3 separate regions of the Homo sapiens genome follow, and all the other regions are linked to region 3. The links are chromatin loops, found by intact Hi-C in ENCODE. Cell type or tissue: Calu3. All regions are shown on one strand. Each heading gives the region's core, and the rest is flanking DNA. Links, peaks and the distances in the headings are about the cores only. Region 1 overlaps COMMD10 (COMM domain containing 10). Region 2 overlaps SEMA6A (semaphorin 6A). Region 3 overlaps SEMA6A (semaphorin 6A).

Region 1 (2,500 bases), core at 1-2,500, 350 kb after region 3:
CCATTTTACAAAATCCAACAGTCACATGTCCATTCTTCTCTTTTCTGACCTCTCAAATAGCATCCAATACTGCCCTCCATCTTGAAATATTTCCTTCTCCTGTCCCACAAACTGATCACCAATGATCTCCATGTCACTAAATTCATTTTTTAACACTATGTAGTGATTATAAGCTCAGACTATGGAGTCAGACAGACCTGGGTTCAAATTATAGCACCATCACTTTCTAGTATCCAATTTAGAGAAAGATACTTAACCACTGAGTCTGGGTTTCTTCATCTAGTTAATAGGAAAATACTAGCACCTACTTCATGGCTGTGAGAATTATTATCTTCTCTCTCTGACCCTGCTTCCCTCTAACTTTACTTAGTAGCAACATGTGACATGATTCACCCCTAAGAAATGCTCTCTTCCTTTGGTATTTGGCTGTTCCTTCCCAATCACTGTCATAAGCTCCTTCAATTCTACTTGTCATTTAAATGTTAGTTCTAATATATCCTCTAAGTGATCTCTTCCATTCTCATGACTGAAATTATAAACTCAATGATTTCCAAACCTCAATTTCTAGTTTACAATTTGCTCCCATGTCTCAGACTACAAACCTGACAATCTCCACCTGGATATCTCAGGTACCTCCATATTTGAAATGCTCAAAAAATAAACCTGTCGTCTTTCAGGTGCTTTTTCCTCCATCTGAAAACTTCTCTGCCTGTCACAGTTTCTAATTCCTTGCTATTGGTTTCCATGTACTTCCTCCTTTGTACTAGTCATCAAACTTATATTTACTGGCTTAACATATGTATTTCCTGCTAGCCCATAAGCTCCATGACAGAAAATAAAACCTGCCTATATCACGAATACCTTGCCTAGTAACTCACATGTAGTAAATGCTTAAAAACTATTTCTGGAACTGAATTCAAGATGTTTAAAAAGTTAGTGCATATTTACTTTATTGAATTGAGCATTTTACTTGTCCAGATGTCTAATTCATTGTTAATACTTTTATGTCAAAATATTTATATTATTCATTTACATTACTGTCATTTCTAATACATGAAAAGGTATCTAATGAAATTTAAAGGTACTTCTAAACATATTCTGTTTTAAAAATTCTGTATTTATCAACTGCCTCTGGGTTTCAGAGACTACACGATTCAGAAGCTAGAAAAGACAAGTGAAGACAGTATTTGTTTCTTTACTATGGAATCCCACAAAATTTTTAAAAGAATTTTAGTAAAACAATATTTTAATTCTAAATTGCCTAAAATGTTTGGAGTATTTTTAACAGAGATTTTCTCCTCCAAGTCTCTATTATCATTTTCTCCACATAAATACTAACCTCTAATGGTGTATTAATATTGTGTATTTTCACTCTTCAAAGGTAAGTAGCATCTGAAACAGTATTTTTGTTAGCTTATAAAATCTTATTATGGATAAATGTAGACTTTCCACTTGACAGCCTGAAATATGAAAAAATCTTACACACACACCCACATATATGGAGGAAGTTTGCATTGCGTTATGCAGAAATTATATACATATGATTTGTATCAATATACCTGACTACATAATATTGTCTTTTAAAAAGTCATGTTGACCACAAAACCAAAAAAAAAAAAAAAAACCAAAAACACACATTAAATTGAGGGAAAACATTTCTGTATTGCTGTTATTTAGAAAACGTAAAACCTTGAAGGATAATTTCATTGAGAAATTGATCACAATGAAAAAGGATACAAAACAAAGAATCAGGAAACCAGAGTCACAAAGCCTTAAAAATATTTAAATAAATTTGATTCCAAAGAAGCAGGCTTTGTTTTCAAAGTATCTTGGCAATTATCTAACACATAAGAGTTATTTCTATTTTCTCTAACTGCTTGAGTATTTGATCAGATTCCTTCTACATGTTCTATAATAAAACAAAATACACATAACAAAAGCTTGTTTAATTTGTGCACTAAAGTAATACAAAAGTTTAAAAGAGGGGGCGCTATAATATTACAAAAATATCTGGGCTTTTTACTGGCCTCCTAAAATCCAAAGTAATTAATTACCTAGTTATTAAAGAACCTATTTTTGAAATAGTGTTATATCTTTCTCTAGAAGCTAAGAAATCTTCTGAATGCAACGTTTGCGTTTCTGTGTATATTCCCCAAAATGATTTCAGAAAGCCATTTATCAAACTAAATAAGATGTTTTGTTTTATTTTGGTTTATACCCTTTCACCTAGTAATCATCCTCTTGAGGAATAACCCTAAATCCTAAGAAGGCTTCTCTAATTCATTCATAATGCATAAAGGTTTACTGAGCATCTAAGTATATATTCACAAAGATGTTTATTACAATGTAACAGGAAAATACTAGAAACAAACCCAGTATTTGACAGGGTAAGAATTATTAAGAAATCCTAATATGTCTGTCATAGCCATAACATAATGCAGTCATTTAGAATATATTAATGATGAGTTTGAAATGATATAAAAAATGATTTGTTACAGCA
Region 2 (2,500 bases), core at 1-2,500, 50 kb after region 3:
GTGATGTCACCAATTTTCCTTCCATCTCCACATCCCCTAACATCTGATTCACGACTTAATGTATGTTGTAAGAAAAGAAAAAAGAAAAGAAAAAAAGGGAAAAAAGAAAAGCAAGGAAAAGGCTCTTTATTACTTAAAAGTAATAAAACCTGACTGTTCTATATTATCTTTTGTGTCCTGAATGCTTTTATTTATCTCTTAATTTTTCCTTTTTAAGCTGCTCTCCTCCCCACCCTTTGTGGGTATGATGCTACTCTTTCCTCCATTTGTATCTGGCTTCCAAAGCATACATAACGGTATAGTTTGATGTATTTGTTTGCAGTGTCCACACCCAGCCACCCCCACCCAAATTATTGACGTGTTTCTCTGCTCAAACCCAGCCTGGAGCAGGATTTTAGCAGAAGCCACCGGTAATTAAAAAGCAGAGCATGCATTGGCTCCTTCTATTCATTTTATGCATTTTCTTTTTATGGGCTTGTTCATCATCAAACATTTATGGTAGGCTTGATAGTTTAAGAGATCAAGGCTAGGATTTTAGTATGTAGGGTCCACTAAAAATAGATCCTTGCACAGATGTGACTTCAGTCTTCTTACATATTAATAAGGTGGAGGGGGCTGGATTTTACTCCTTGTTAGCATTTATCTTTTGTAACACAGAGGGTATATTGGAGGTATATTGGGACACAGCCTTTGATTTTTCTTTGGCAAAAAGAGCATTATTTTGCAAAAAGAGCATTATTTCTTTTGCAAAAGAGCATTATGAAATGCCTAGGTCAGGTTTTCCTCTAGGGGTGTTTTTAAAACAATTATTTAAATAAGTCTTCAGCTACAGTATTTTACTTTTGACCCTCTGAAATTTTTTTTTTTTTTTTTTGATGCTTTAAGTCAGTTGAGTGTGGGAAGCTGCAGGTTGAGGCCTCAGTTCATACCTATAGTGGCCCAGTAACCTTTAGATTGCCATCTCCAATTGTGTTTCTTGAATTACATCCATAGCGCCTGGCACAAAGTTGACTAGAATATAGTTTCTACCTCCTCATTTGCAAAGAGAGACCGACATGGCCCTTGTAGTTGCCATTTGGAGGTACGAACAAAGTACTGATGAAGCTCCCTAGAGGTTAGGGTAACAATATTTGTGCTGGTTCTTAAAGAACAAGTTTTCTGAACAACTAGCTCAGGCAGAGGGGACATCCTTTGCAAAGGCACCAAGTGTGCTCTTTGGGAAACAAAAGGTTCAGCAGGCCTTGTGCAGGATCTGTGAGAGCTTGGCAGGGCAAGTCTGGGAAAGGGTGGTTGGAGACAGGCCAGGAGGGACCTGGTTCCCATATGCTAGGAATTTAGCTGAAGCAGTGGAGTGCTCCCTTGCTTTGGAGTAAATAAAACAACAGACACCGTTTGTGCTTGGGAAAGCTACCTGGCCATAATGTGGGAAGTGAATTGGCCTAGAGAGGGACTGCAGGCCAGCTGGGCAGTGTGCCAGATGGCATGCCAAGTGGGTGAGAGCAACACAAGTGAAAACCGCACATCCAATTTCAGATGCAAAAAGGAACAGTCACAGAGCTGAGTCCTTTTTGCCAGAAAGAACTTCCACTGTATGTAATTGACAGGTTAGCCCTGCCCGGTTATACCCAAATGTCTTATCTAGAACTGACAGAATGGCCAACCTCTAGTATGACCCTTTCATTTTAAAAATGGGGGAAGCTTTGCGAGGCCGAGGTGGGCGGATCACGAGGTCAGGAGATCGAGACCATCCTGGCCAACATGGTGAAACCCCGCCTCTACTAAAAGGCAAAATTTAGCCAGGCGTGGTAGCGTGTGCCTGGAGTCCCAGCTACTCAGGAGACTGAGGCAGGGGACTCACTTGAACCCTGCAGGCGGAGGCTGCAGTGAGCCAAGATCGTGCCACTGCACTCCAGCCTGGCAACAGAGCAGACTCCATCTCAAAAAAAAACAAAAAAACAAAAAACTGGGGGAAGTTGAGGTCCACTGAGTGAAAGGATTTGCTCATGCTCCAAAACTAGTGGTAGAGCAGCTATTCTGAAGACAAATTCATGGTCTCTTTCCCCAATTCATTCAGATCAGTAGAGCAATACTAGCTAGAAAGACTTGATCCTGCTCACCCATCTAGACAGCATCTGCATCTTTCTCAGTCATCCTTTCTCACAGGAAGCCCTTCATACACACCCACCCTTCACAAGCTGGGCTTCCTAGATCCCCTCATTTGGGTCAAGGCATGGGGTTGGAAAAAAGCTTGGATCACATGGGCTTGAGGTATAAAGTCCCTGCAGTGCAACCTGATACTTGATCTGGTGGCTTTTGCTGCAGTCAGCTTTGTTCTGGGCTGCTGAAGAGGTGAAAGAGGCTGAACAGGTGCAGCCAGTATTTTAGCTGGGGCCCCCCGGATGTCCCTGCTCAGACACGAAAACTGCCTCAGACAACCCTGATTTTTAATTGTGTTTGCTTGCTAGCTTGATTGTTACAAGGTTTTTAGACTGTTTCTCCA
Region 3 (10,719 bases), core at 3,199-5,698:
AAAATGACTTCTGTATTTTAAGAAAAAAGCCTTCTTTATAAAAATTGATTTATCAACTGAAAGGAAAGGGCAAGGACATATATTTTATCCAAATGAGCATAATTTGGCAAATTAATTTGGATAGTTTATGAAAAATTTCCACACTCTTGTTTATTCTTCTTTCTTTTCTCCTTCATCTTTATCTCAAACAGAAGAAGACCATTTTGTGGTTTAATGAATAGATAGGAGTTCAAAATTAAACGGACGTTTTCATCTGGAATCTTTTGTTGTTACGGTGAATTAATCATGGAGAAAGGGTGCAGAAAGCTTTCAATAAATATATGTTCAGCCTTTAGTCTCCCCAAGGGAACTCTTACTTCTAAAATCAAACGCAACAACCTCTGGGCTCTAATTGATTTCTTTCTTGATCCCTGCAGAAACTGACATGGAAATCTAGACAGGCCGATGTAGACACATGCAGAATGAAGGGAAAACATAAGGTAGGCAATTTTCATTTCTCCTGCAGCTGCCACTTTGGGTTAAGTTTTTGACTGTTATCTCCAGCCATAGACCGTGATGTAGAATGGATTGTGCTTTTTCCTTTTTCCCTCAGTAATTGCTTTTTTCATCAACTTACTGAAGGCTTTAATTTGCAAAAATAGTTTGCTTTTAATGTGATGAAACATTACAACAGCTGCTAGGCCTGCATCATGAACTACTTAGGCGCACACAGGATTATGGACACAAAGCCGGCTGCCCAGAGTCTTGTCTTCTGAGTGTACGCCGATGCCCACCTCCGCAGTCCAAGGCCCACAGGGAGTCTGTGGAAGAGCTCATAAAAGGCTGCCGCAGACATGCAGGGTTTTGTGCCTGTGGTCATATAACAACATAAAAACACACTTCAACCAGCAGCTTTGTACATCAGGGAACGCTGGAGCATCTGGCATTAAAATTAATATGATGGGAGGTTGGCATTTCCAGGCTTGCCTTCCTTTTGTGACATAAAATAAACACACAATCTTCCATTCTATGCTTTGTTTTTATTTACGTTGAAAGAGTAATCGTTGATGTCGGCATCATCTTGTGGTTAACATCAGGAAGAACTTGAACTTTTAATGGGAGAAGTCCTCAGCCACCTCCACTTTAACCTTACTGTCAGCCAACCATGGCATACAGTGAAGAATCAGTTTCTGTACTGAATGGACATGATACAAAACAGTTTGAATTATTTTTCAGGATGAGTGCCACAACTTTATTAAAGTTCTTCTAAAGAAAAACGATGATGCATTGTTTGTCTGTGGAACTAATGCCTTCAACCCTTCCTGCAGAAACTATAAGGTAAATGCTATTTGTCGGTTGGAACCACACTGCCAGGAGGCATTTCATAATTTACTGTGATTGTACCTGCAGCAACCTAAGAGGGGTAATTCAACACCACCTGAGTTCCTCTCACTTGTTCAACTTAATGTATTGCTCCACATGAGTGATCCTAAGCAGGCTTCTAAGCTTCCTGTTTGTTCAGGATTGATTGACACATCTTTAAAGAGCCTGCCTAGCAAAGTTAGTTTCTGTAAGACCCTTTTCTCTATTGTTCAGAAGACTGACATACTTACCACGTACACCATGTGGATTTCCTCTATTTTTTTTCTCCCTCCCACCCCACTATCTAACCTCTGAGCACAAAAGCACACTTATATGGTGAGTGATTTCTATTCTAAAAGGTATCTCAAAAGCACGGCATTTGAAACCGTAGACTTTCCTACAAGAACACAGGAATTTAATTCCATTGAGCACTCAGCTTTCTTGACCACGGCCTTGCTTACTTTGGCTTTATGCAAGGGCTGGAAAAAGCCCTCTTAAAGAGTTAGTAAATCTAGCTGGTTTTGATGCAGCTAACAGAGGTGCTGATGAAGGAGCAGGGACCTCGCCAGGCCTGGAAGCAGAGGTGGCAGTGATCTGAGGTCTTGGCTGCACCACTGTTAGCCTTCCTTGTACATCTTTCTGCCAGCCTTTGTCTCAGGAAACATGTACTGTGTTTCTACTGTGGCCCATCGCTGAGGTTGTAAAGACAGACAGGAGGCCTCAACCCTTAGGGAAGCCAGGCAGGGAGAAGAAAACAACAATTTCATGGGGTTGCTGCCATGGTGACATCATGCAATGGATTATGGAAGCACAACACAAAAGTTCCTGCCATGCATGAGGTGAGGAGTCTGGGAAAGCTTCAGAGGATGACCCCGTGTCTTCAAACTTTCCTACCTGTTGTTCCCACATCGGGAACACAAATACCACCGCCCTTAAGAAACACAGGCTCTACAAGGGCAGGGATCACATCTGTGATTCTCCAGAACCTAACATAGTGCCTCCCAAACAGGCGTTTAATTAATTTTTGTAAAGCACTGAATGAGGCAATGCCTAACCTTTGTCTTAAAGGGTAAGGAGAAGTTAGCCAAATGAAGGAAGAAAAGCATTCCAGTTAGCAGGGAACAGCATGAACAAAGGCATGGAGTAAGAAATGGCCTATTGAGCTTGAGAAATCTCATTTGATTCTGAATTGTGTGACTGTGAAATGACAAGTGTTAACAGAAAAAACTGGAGATGTAGATAGCCCCAGGGATGAAGGGAAGAGAATAGATAAAACCAAACCGGTAGGATTTAATAATAGATAAGCACAGGATAAAGAGAGAGAGAGGTGAGTCAAGAATGACTGCTAGGCCATCTCTTGGCGAGTAGATGGATGGGGCTGCCACCAATTCAGACAGGAAATAAAGGAAGAGTTGTGAGATTGGGGTTGGGGGTTGGGGGAGTGTGAAGGTATGGGCTCCATTTTGCACAGTATGAGAATGCCAAGCACTGTGAACGGCACTGCCTATAGGACATGAATAGAGCTATCTAGCAAGAAGATGGATCAGTAAGCTTTGGTTTAGAGACAGATGTGGAGAGAAATATAGATTTGGGTTTCATCATCATAAAGTGAAACCCTAGGAGTGGGAAGAATGAGAAAAGCAATGATAGGCTGGAATCCGCACCAACAAGCTCACCAGAAAAACCCCCTGTCTTTTTTTGGCATGTACAGTGAAGGGAGGGTCTGTTTGACCCTCATACTTATCTTCCATCTTACACTTGGAAATGGGCACCAACAGGGCCAGGATTAGGGTGGAGCAAGTGAGGCATGTGGCTCAGGCACAAAATAGAAGGGTTCACCAAAAAATTCCGTAATTAAGATGTTAGATTTTTAATGCAATATTTTTTAAAAATCAAAATTAATTAATACATACAGGTCTGTCATAAACCAAAGATCAAGTTTTTAAGTATAAAGACAAGATTCATCAGTTTATAATAGAGGTAGCCAGTCTAGCCCAGCATTTACTCTAGCTAGTGACAGCATACAGATAAGGTTTCAACTTTAATTTACCACTTAATATTCCATCCCTGTTTGTCATTGTTTAGGACTCATTAAGATTAATGCTTCTAACAAATCCCAAGGAATTCCCTAGATGGAAAGCTATCTTTTATGACAAAGTACAGGTTTTCTTGGCACAGTAATATACAGGCCATGAATGGTCTGGCTTATTCTTCCTGTACATGTTCCATTTCCCATGATTCTACACTTATAATAATGCCGTCACCTCTTGCTTGTTCTTGCCACACCTGCTGAGACATGCTCCAGTAGCCCAGGCCTCTCAGAAGCCACAGATGGGATGTTGCTCATGCTCAGTTCCCAACAATATGCCTAGCGCTGTGAATGGTAGTAAGAACCCTTGGCATTGCTCAGAAAAGTGTATTTTTAGACTCAGGGGACAGTGTGACATTGCTGATGATATGGGACATAATGTATTTGGCTGCAGGGAAAACGACAGCTTCTGTCTTAAGTGCTTTTTATCAACAGATCAGGACAAAGGTTCAAAGTGAAAACAATGACCAGTCTTCCAGTGAAAAACCCAAGTCTTATCATAGCACACAAGCATCAAGTTGATTAGAGTGACATGAAGCAAGAGAGTGACAAATTTTCAGTATCTGCCTCTCTACCATGCCCTGATCTATATTAATTTTTATAACACAAGTAAGCTGAATGTGTTAGAAAGGTTATAGCCCCAAATTAGATTATCAAGATTATCTAGGGGAGAGCTTTGAAGGCTACCCACTATAAATCTAAAAGTGCACTCCCTGCCTTTTTCCTCCTATTCTCTAAACCTTTTGAACTTCTGCAAAAATCAGGCTGGGTCTTTGTATAATTATCTGTACCTGATAGCTGTTTAACTTCCCAGGAGCTGCTGCTGTGAAGTCTAAGATTTGATGACTGCTTCAAGGGTTAGTTTTCACTTCTTGGAAAGAGGAAGTCACCATGGCTTTTGCCTCTGGACCTTTCCAACCTCACAAACCGAAACATTTGTACTTCACTACTTCTTGCCTTTGACCAGCTATAGGTATAGCCACTTTTTTTTTTTTTTTAGGTTAGTTACATTATAAAGAAAACCATATACCCCTTGTCTATTGTTTCCTCCTTGCTAGGATTAGAGCGTGCACAGCTTAGGATAAGGGCATTTCCGTTGCATCACTGTGTGCTAAGCATCATTTTTGAATACATGCCAGACCCACAGACCACAGAGTCTGTCAGAGTTCAACAAAAAGCTCTTGGTTGGTATAAAATATCTGAAAAGGACTTTCATAAAAAAATGTGCTGGGTGGAAGAGTACACTGCTTGAAAGAATGTCTGATTTGACCATCTTTCCCCTAAAAATATGTTTTTAACACAGCTATTTTATGTGATTCTCAACTACAGTTTAAAAGTGGCTTCAACAGGGTCCATCTCAAAGTGATTACAGATTACAAAAGGCCTGTCACATCCTGGAAATTATTTCTGAGGGTTTAGGGCAAAAGAAAAGGTTGTTGTTTGTAATTAAGTCTGATTATTTCATTTAGATGGATACATTGGAACCATTCGGGGATGAATTCAGCGGAATGGCCAGATGCCCATATGATGCCAAACATGCCAACGTTGCACTGTTTGCAGGTAAGCGACCTGATTTCTCCTCGTTGCACTTGCTTTTGCTTGTTTCATCCTGTCACTGTGAATCTGCTCTAGAGGATTCGTGGAGTCACAGTTGTGCTTTGATTCTCTGGTGAATACTGTAATTAAGAATGCCTTTCTGTTTGAAATTAGTATGAAAATTGTACTTTTGCAAGTCTTTGCTTCACTTACCCATGTGTTTGTGCCTTCAGGAAAGGATAACAGCATAGCGCTGAACATGTGATGGATCAGTTAGGGAATGTTTGGGCTCAAATAATAGAAAATCCCACCTCAAACCACCAATGTAAAAAAAAAAAATTAAATTTAAAATCCCCTACTGATGTGCCTTTATTGTTTAAGGTAGGATGGACTTTGGGATTGGCTAGGTTCAACAACTCAACAGTGTCATCCGGGAGGCAGCTCCTTTTCATTCCCATGCTCTATGTCGACCTCATGATGAGACTGGTGGTTCTCACAGTCAGAGGATGACTGCCAGCCCCAATTAGGGCTACATGTCTTCCTGTCCACATATAGAAAAGAAAGGGAAAGAAACAAAAGGAAGCCTCTGGAAGCTCTCTCAGAGCAATGAGGCCACATACCCCCAAGCTTCCAACAAACATCTTCTCAAATATCATTGACCTGATTAGGTTACACACCCATCTCTGACCAAAAGACTATGGTGGGTGAGGGGAGGGTGCTAATTGCTTAGGCTGACCTCTACTCCCCAACACTACTCCTTCTTTCCACTGCAAAAGATATAAAGAAATAGCAAACAGACCATCATTTTCAGATGTAGTGGGATTTTTGTGTATGAGTTTGTGTGCTTTAATTAGAAATTTATTTAGGAATTCATTACCAGCTGTGTATGTGGAGGTGGGTGTAAGAGAAGTGTTGGTATAATAGTGATTCTTATAGCTTGTAATAAAGCAGTTAGCTATAATTTCCATCACAACAGCTAAAAACTGGCACATACTAGCTGGATGAGGGACCCTAGGGCTTTGATTATGAAACAAGATTAGTTCCTGGCTTCCTGAACCTCTCCCTCAGTGTCATTCATTTGTGGGCCTGGATCTGCAGTGATAGATTGTCAAGTTAAGAAGGGCAGGTTCCTCGGGTTCTCCCCCTAAATGAGAGCACAGGATTACTGAGAAGCAGTTCCGTCAAGAATACAAAGTCTTGTAGACCTATTTGTAAGGTATGAGCAAGGCTAGTGGAAAGAGTACTTGAGCATACTCCCAAGTACATGACTACTGCTGGAGGTCCTCACTGACACTTGGAACCTGCATTAGTTGGGGCCTTGGAGAATGTGGGCTGCAGGGGAGAATTTAAATTTAACTGTAGGGCCAGGAGTGGTAGCTCTCACCTGTAATCCCAGCACTGTAGGAGGCCAAGGCGGGGCTATAGGAATATAGAATACATATTCTATAGTCTTATATAAAGAATGTCTTTATGACCTGGGGCTCAAAATCCATAAGAAAAGTTATGATTCGTAGATATTTTTTGGGCCAATTTAAAGGTTTGCTCTCTGCAGTTTAAATCTACCAAAACTTATTGATATATAGCTGTTAATATTGCAGATATTAAGACATCTCTAAATTGAACCTGGACAAATTTTAATTATTTTAAGACCAAAGACAGACATCGAGATCTTTGTTTAAATATATTTGGATATGAGTTTTTTTAAAACAAACAAAACAATAAACCATTATGTTTACACTACATATAAAAGAGCTTGAACAGTACTATGTTGTATGTAAGTCACTTTGACATACAACTAATGAATATCTGCAATCCACTAAAAGTGAATCACGGAAGTAATTTTTTTATTTTGAATATAATTCTTGTTTCCATGTAATCAACATAGATTTTGCTATTCTAGAACACCCCTTTTGATTATTTGTTGGCAGAGTGTTTGCTGAGCCAGGAAGGAACCAAAAAGGTCTAGAGACTAATCTTCAGTCTGCTTTATTCTCTTATGCCTGGGATCTACCCTCAATCGTATCTCCCCCAAAGCATGAATTACTAAAGAAAGACCTATTTGAACTCAGCGTAACCCCTTCCCCTTTCTTCTTGGCTTTAGCCAAGCTGTGTTTCGGAATGTTTTTAGTTTGTGACTTTGGAGATGCGGAAGCAAATACCTGTTATTGAAACCAGATTGCGAGGGTTTAGTGAACTGTCAAGCCTGAGGTCAAGAGGAGCTGTTACTCTCAGGACAGTAGCAATTTAGTCAGCCCGTTTTTGCTTATGAACCCTCTCTCTTCAACTTCTCTCACCTGATCAGGCTGAGGACTTCTTTACTTATGCATGTGCCTAAAATTTCTGGGGACACAATCAGCATCTATCTTTCCCTGGGCTCTCACCTAATCCAGTTTACCATGGTGTGGTGGCAGTAGTAGTGTCCAAGGATCCTTGGCCTTGAGGTTTCAGTCAAGGTCCAGCTAATCAAGTGAAGCAGACATCTTTCATCTACCCTGTTCCCTGAGCTGCTGCTGCTGCTGCCGCTTAAAAAAAATTGCCATGCAATTTTAAAATGAAAAATGTTTCATCTCTCATGATCCCAATTTAAAATGGTTAGGAATGTGGGCCAAGAGTTTTCCCAGCGACTCTTGGATTTTTCCCAGTTGTGCTATCTCATTTGCCTGATGTTGGAAAGCAATCTAGGGGATGTCTTTATTATTCCTCCACCCCCACTGACTTGCTCCCACCCTGTTCACCTCTTTTCTTTTTCTTCTAAGATGGAAAACTATACTCAGCCACAGTGACTGACTTCCTTGCCATTGACGCAGTCATTTACCGGAGTCTTGGAGAAAGCCCTACCCTGCGGACCGTCAAGCACGATTCAAAATGGTTGAAAGGTGAACAAACAATTAAAAGAAGGAGGGTCGGAGGGGAGGGGAATACACATCTTGTGGGAGATTTAGAGTCTGGAGGGACCAGACTGTATCTTCATTTGAGTAATGGCTTCTGACAGACAGAAACATGTAAATTGCATCTTTGGCTTCAACTGATTTATTTACCTCCCTTTTTTCCTTCCCCTGAGTTTCTGGAGTATTAACAAAACTACCAATGCCACAACAATAGAATACATTACATTCATGTTTTCTTGCTTCAAGCTCTCATTTCTGAGTTCTGCATGAAAAGAACTGAACAATGTATTCATGGAAGGGGACAGGGGCTTGGAGGTGGTGGAGAAGAGGAGAAAAGCTATTCACAACCCTGTATGAGTCAGGGTGACAAGGCAATGTATACAAAATCTTCTCTGTAATAGGGGCATTCCATTGTGGAAAATAAAATTACAGAGATATGCAAAATTCCATATTTCTTCATTGTTGATTGCAAAGCTTCTGAAAGAGATAATGTGTAAGTGTGAATGCCTTGTGAAATCACCAGCACTTGCATGTGTGAAGTCATTTGAAATGGTTAGTGTTAACCAAATGTCTAATGGTGCTACACTTTTAATTAATAACATGTCTTTGGCTACACTTGATTGAAATTCTGTTAACTCTGTTTGACATGTTCCCAATTAAAGTGCCTGTTTGTCTACAGAACCATACTTTGTTCAAGCCGTGGATTACGGAGATTATATCTACTTCTTCTTCAGGGAAATAGCAGTGGAGTATAACACCATGGGAAAGGTAAGAGGGGATGCTGTCCTTGGCTCAGTTTGTAACATTTTCAGAAACCCACACCTTTGGTCAAATGTTGTTATAAATGATCTTGAAATGAGAGCCATAAATCTAATAACAGAGTGCGGTCTGGAGGCCCTATCTGCTGTTTCAGAACAGTAACGAAATCGCAGGAAATTTCTTAAGTATTTCTATGGAAAATTTATGTTTGGTTGGTTTCATGCTGAGATTCAAGTATCTTTTTTTTCTTTTTGAGACGGAGTCTTACTCAGTTGCCCAGGCTGGAGTGCAGTGGTACAATCTCGGCTCTCTGCAACCTCTACCTCCCGGGTTCAAGTGATTCTCCTGCCTCAGCCTCCCGAGTAGCTGGGATTACAGGCATGCGCCACCGTGCCCAGCTAATTTTTTTATTTTTAGTAGAGACAGGGTTTCGCCATGTTGGCAGGGTGGTCTCGAACTCCTGACCTCAAGTAATTTCACCTGCTGCAGCCTCCCAAAATGCTGGGATTACAGACATGAGCCTCCGCACCTGGCCCGAGATTCAAGTGTCTTGAGATGTGGTTTCCAGGTATACTCAACAGTTTTGTTTTTTTTTTCTTAATTGAGTTGCTCCACAGAGACTGTAACTATGCAGTATCTTTAATCAAATTGAGTTTTGATTTTTGTCTTTATTGCAAAAAGCAATATACAACACTTAGGGGATGTCCATTTTAGTTCTTTTTACCAGAGAGTAGATCAAGGTCCCTAAGTTGGAGGGTAACATAGAATGCCAGGGTGGCTTGCACAGATTCAGGGCCCAGAGGCAGCTAGTGAGGATGGCAGAGATTGTGCATACAAAGTGTGCTTTTGTTTGAGGAAATAAAAAGCTAAGCAGTCTGTATGGAAATGACTTTATGTGGCTCGGAGCTGATTCCCTGAAGGATTTATGACTCTGTATTAAATGCCACAGCCTTATCTTTTAAAACATGCTACTCTAATGCTGAGTTTTCCTCTTTTTTTCTTTTCTTTCTTTTTTTTTTTTGTTACTGATTTTAGAAACAGTATTAAGCACCTTGTTGTTTTGTTTCTGTTTTCAAGGAATGCAGATTCTACTAAGATCTCCTTGCAAAATGAATGCATTTAATTTTCCCTATGTGTTTTTCCTCTGCAGGTAGTTTTCCCAAGAGTGGCTCAGGTTTGTAAGAATGATATGGGAGGATCTCAAAGAGTCCTGGAGAAACAGTGGACGTCGTTCCTGAAGGCGCGCTTGAACTGCTCAGTTCCTGGAGACTCTCATTTTTATTTCAACATTCTCCAGGCAGTTACAGATGTGATTCGTATCAACGGGCGTGATGTTGTCCTGGCAACGTTTTCTACACCTTATAACAGGTAATCATGCCCTAGCTGTGTTGACCTCATCAATTCTTCCTGGCTTCCTTCTCCCAGGGGGTTCTCTTCTAATAAACCATATTTGCAACTGACTGAAAATTGCATTCATTGTGTGTAGCTAAGAAGCACTTAACACTTAGTTTTCATCAACAAATTAAAAGTAGTTTATAAGCACTATTAAGTTAGGTTTTAGGGGAAGTAATTAGATAAATTATGACAATATCTTCTATTTATATAAGCCTGGTATATAAACACTTTTTATGTGTTATTTATAAATCCTTCTAGTAATCCTAGAAACTAGATAATATTGTCTTCTTTTTCCACTTAAGGAAAGTGAGCTCGACATATTATACTACCTGGTCTAAGTAGTCAGTAGATGGAAGAGGCAGTTTGGAACTCAAGAATGTTCGTCCTGTCTCTTCTAGGTCATCTAATAATTTGCAGTATTTGACTTTTAATATTCTCATGACGGGATCAGTACCTTTTGAAGTTAAAACATTGGAAATGTATTAAATTGCTACAGGGTGAAATCTAGGATTCAAGATAAAGGACTTTGGTTATTAACCTGTCCAACAAAGCCACCCTTGGGCAAGCTCACTCACCAAGTTGGGCCACAACCCAGACCCCAACCACAGCACCAGAATCTGACTCTGGAAGGCTCTAGTGAGAATTTATAAATCATCAAACATTGTACCTACAAATTATGAGTGTCAGCCTAGTCACTCCTATTTTTGTATT

What was found. Peaks named below come from ENCODE experiments on the same cell type or tissue, not always from the same donor. Only the 100,000 strongest peaks of a DNase experiment are listed, where the experiment ranks them.
Region 1: it touches region 3 in a loop (9-fold over the local background); 7 of 110 quality-filtered maps call a loop at or near these places.
Region 2: a loop joins it to region 3, with 4 times the contacts of the local background. A loop is called at or near these places in 2 of 110 quality-filtered maps.

The regions. Positions count from the first base shown.
Region 1 is chr5:116,142,194-116,144,693 of GRCh38, reverse strand. All of the region lies in intron 5 of COMMD10 (COMM domain containing 10), which reads right to left. Among named protein-coding and RNA genes, the nearest start is that of COMMD10, 58 kb to the right of the region's middle. In Calu3, for the core only: no CTCF peak of the experiment used is centred there; no DNase peak of the experiment used is centred there.
Region 2 is chr5:116,441,221-116,443,720 of GRCh38, reverse strand. SEMA6A (semaphorin 6A) reads left to right here. Exons shown (of 19, transcript NM_020796.5): 19 at 1-166. Among named protein-coding and RNA genes, the nearest start is that of SEMA6A-AS1, 5.0 kb to the left of the region's middle. In Calu3, for the core only: no CTCF peak of the experiment used is centred there; DNase peaks (open chromatin) are centred at 1,470 and 2,337.
Region 3 is chr5:116,486,011-116,496,729 of GRCh38, reverse strand. It overlaps SEMA6A (semaphorin 6A), which reads left to right. Exons shown (of 19, transcript NM_020796.5): 5 at 417-479; 6 at 1,216-1,317; 7 at 4,900-4,990; 8 at 7,723-7,842; 9 at 8,534-8,622; 10 at 9,764-9,981. Among named protein-coding and RNA genes, the nearest start is that of SEMA6A-AS1, 44 kb to the right of the region's middle. RefSeq lists an enhancer at 7,537-8,736. In Calu3, for the core only: no CTCF peak of the experiment used is centred there; a DNase peak (open chromatin) is centred at 4,549.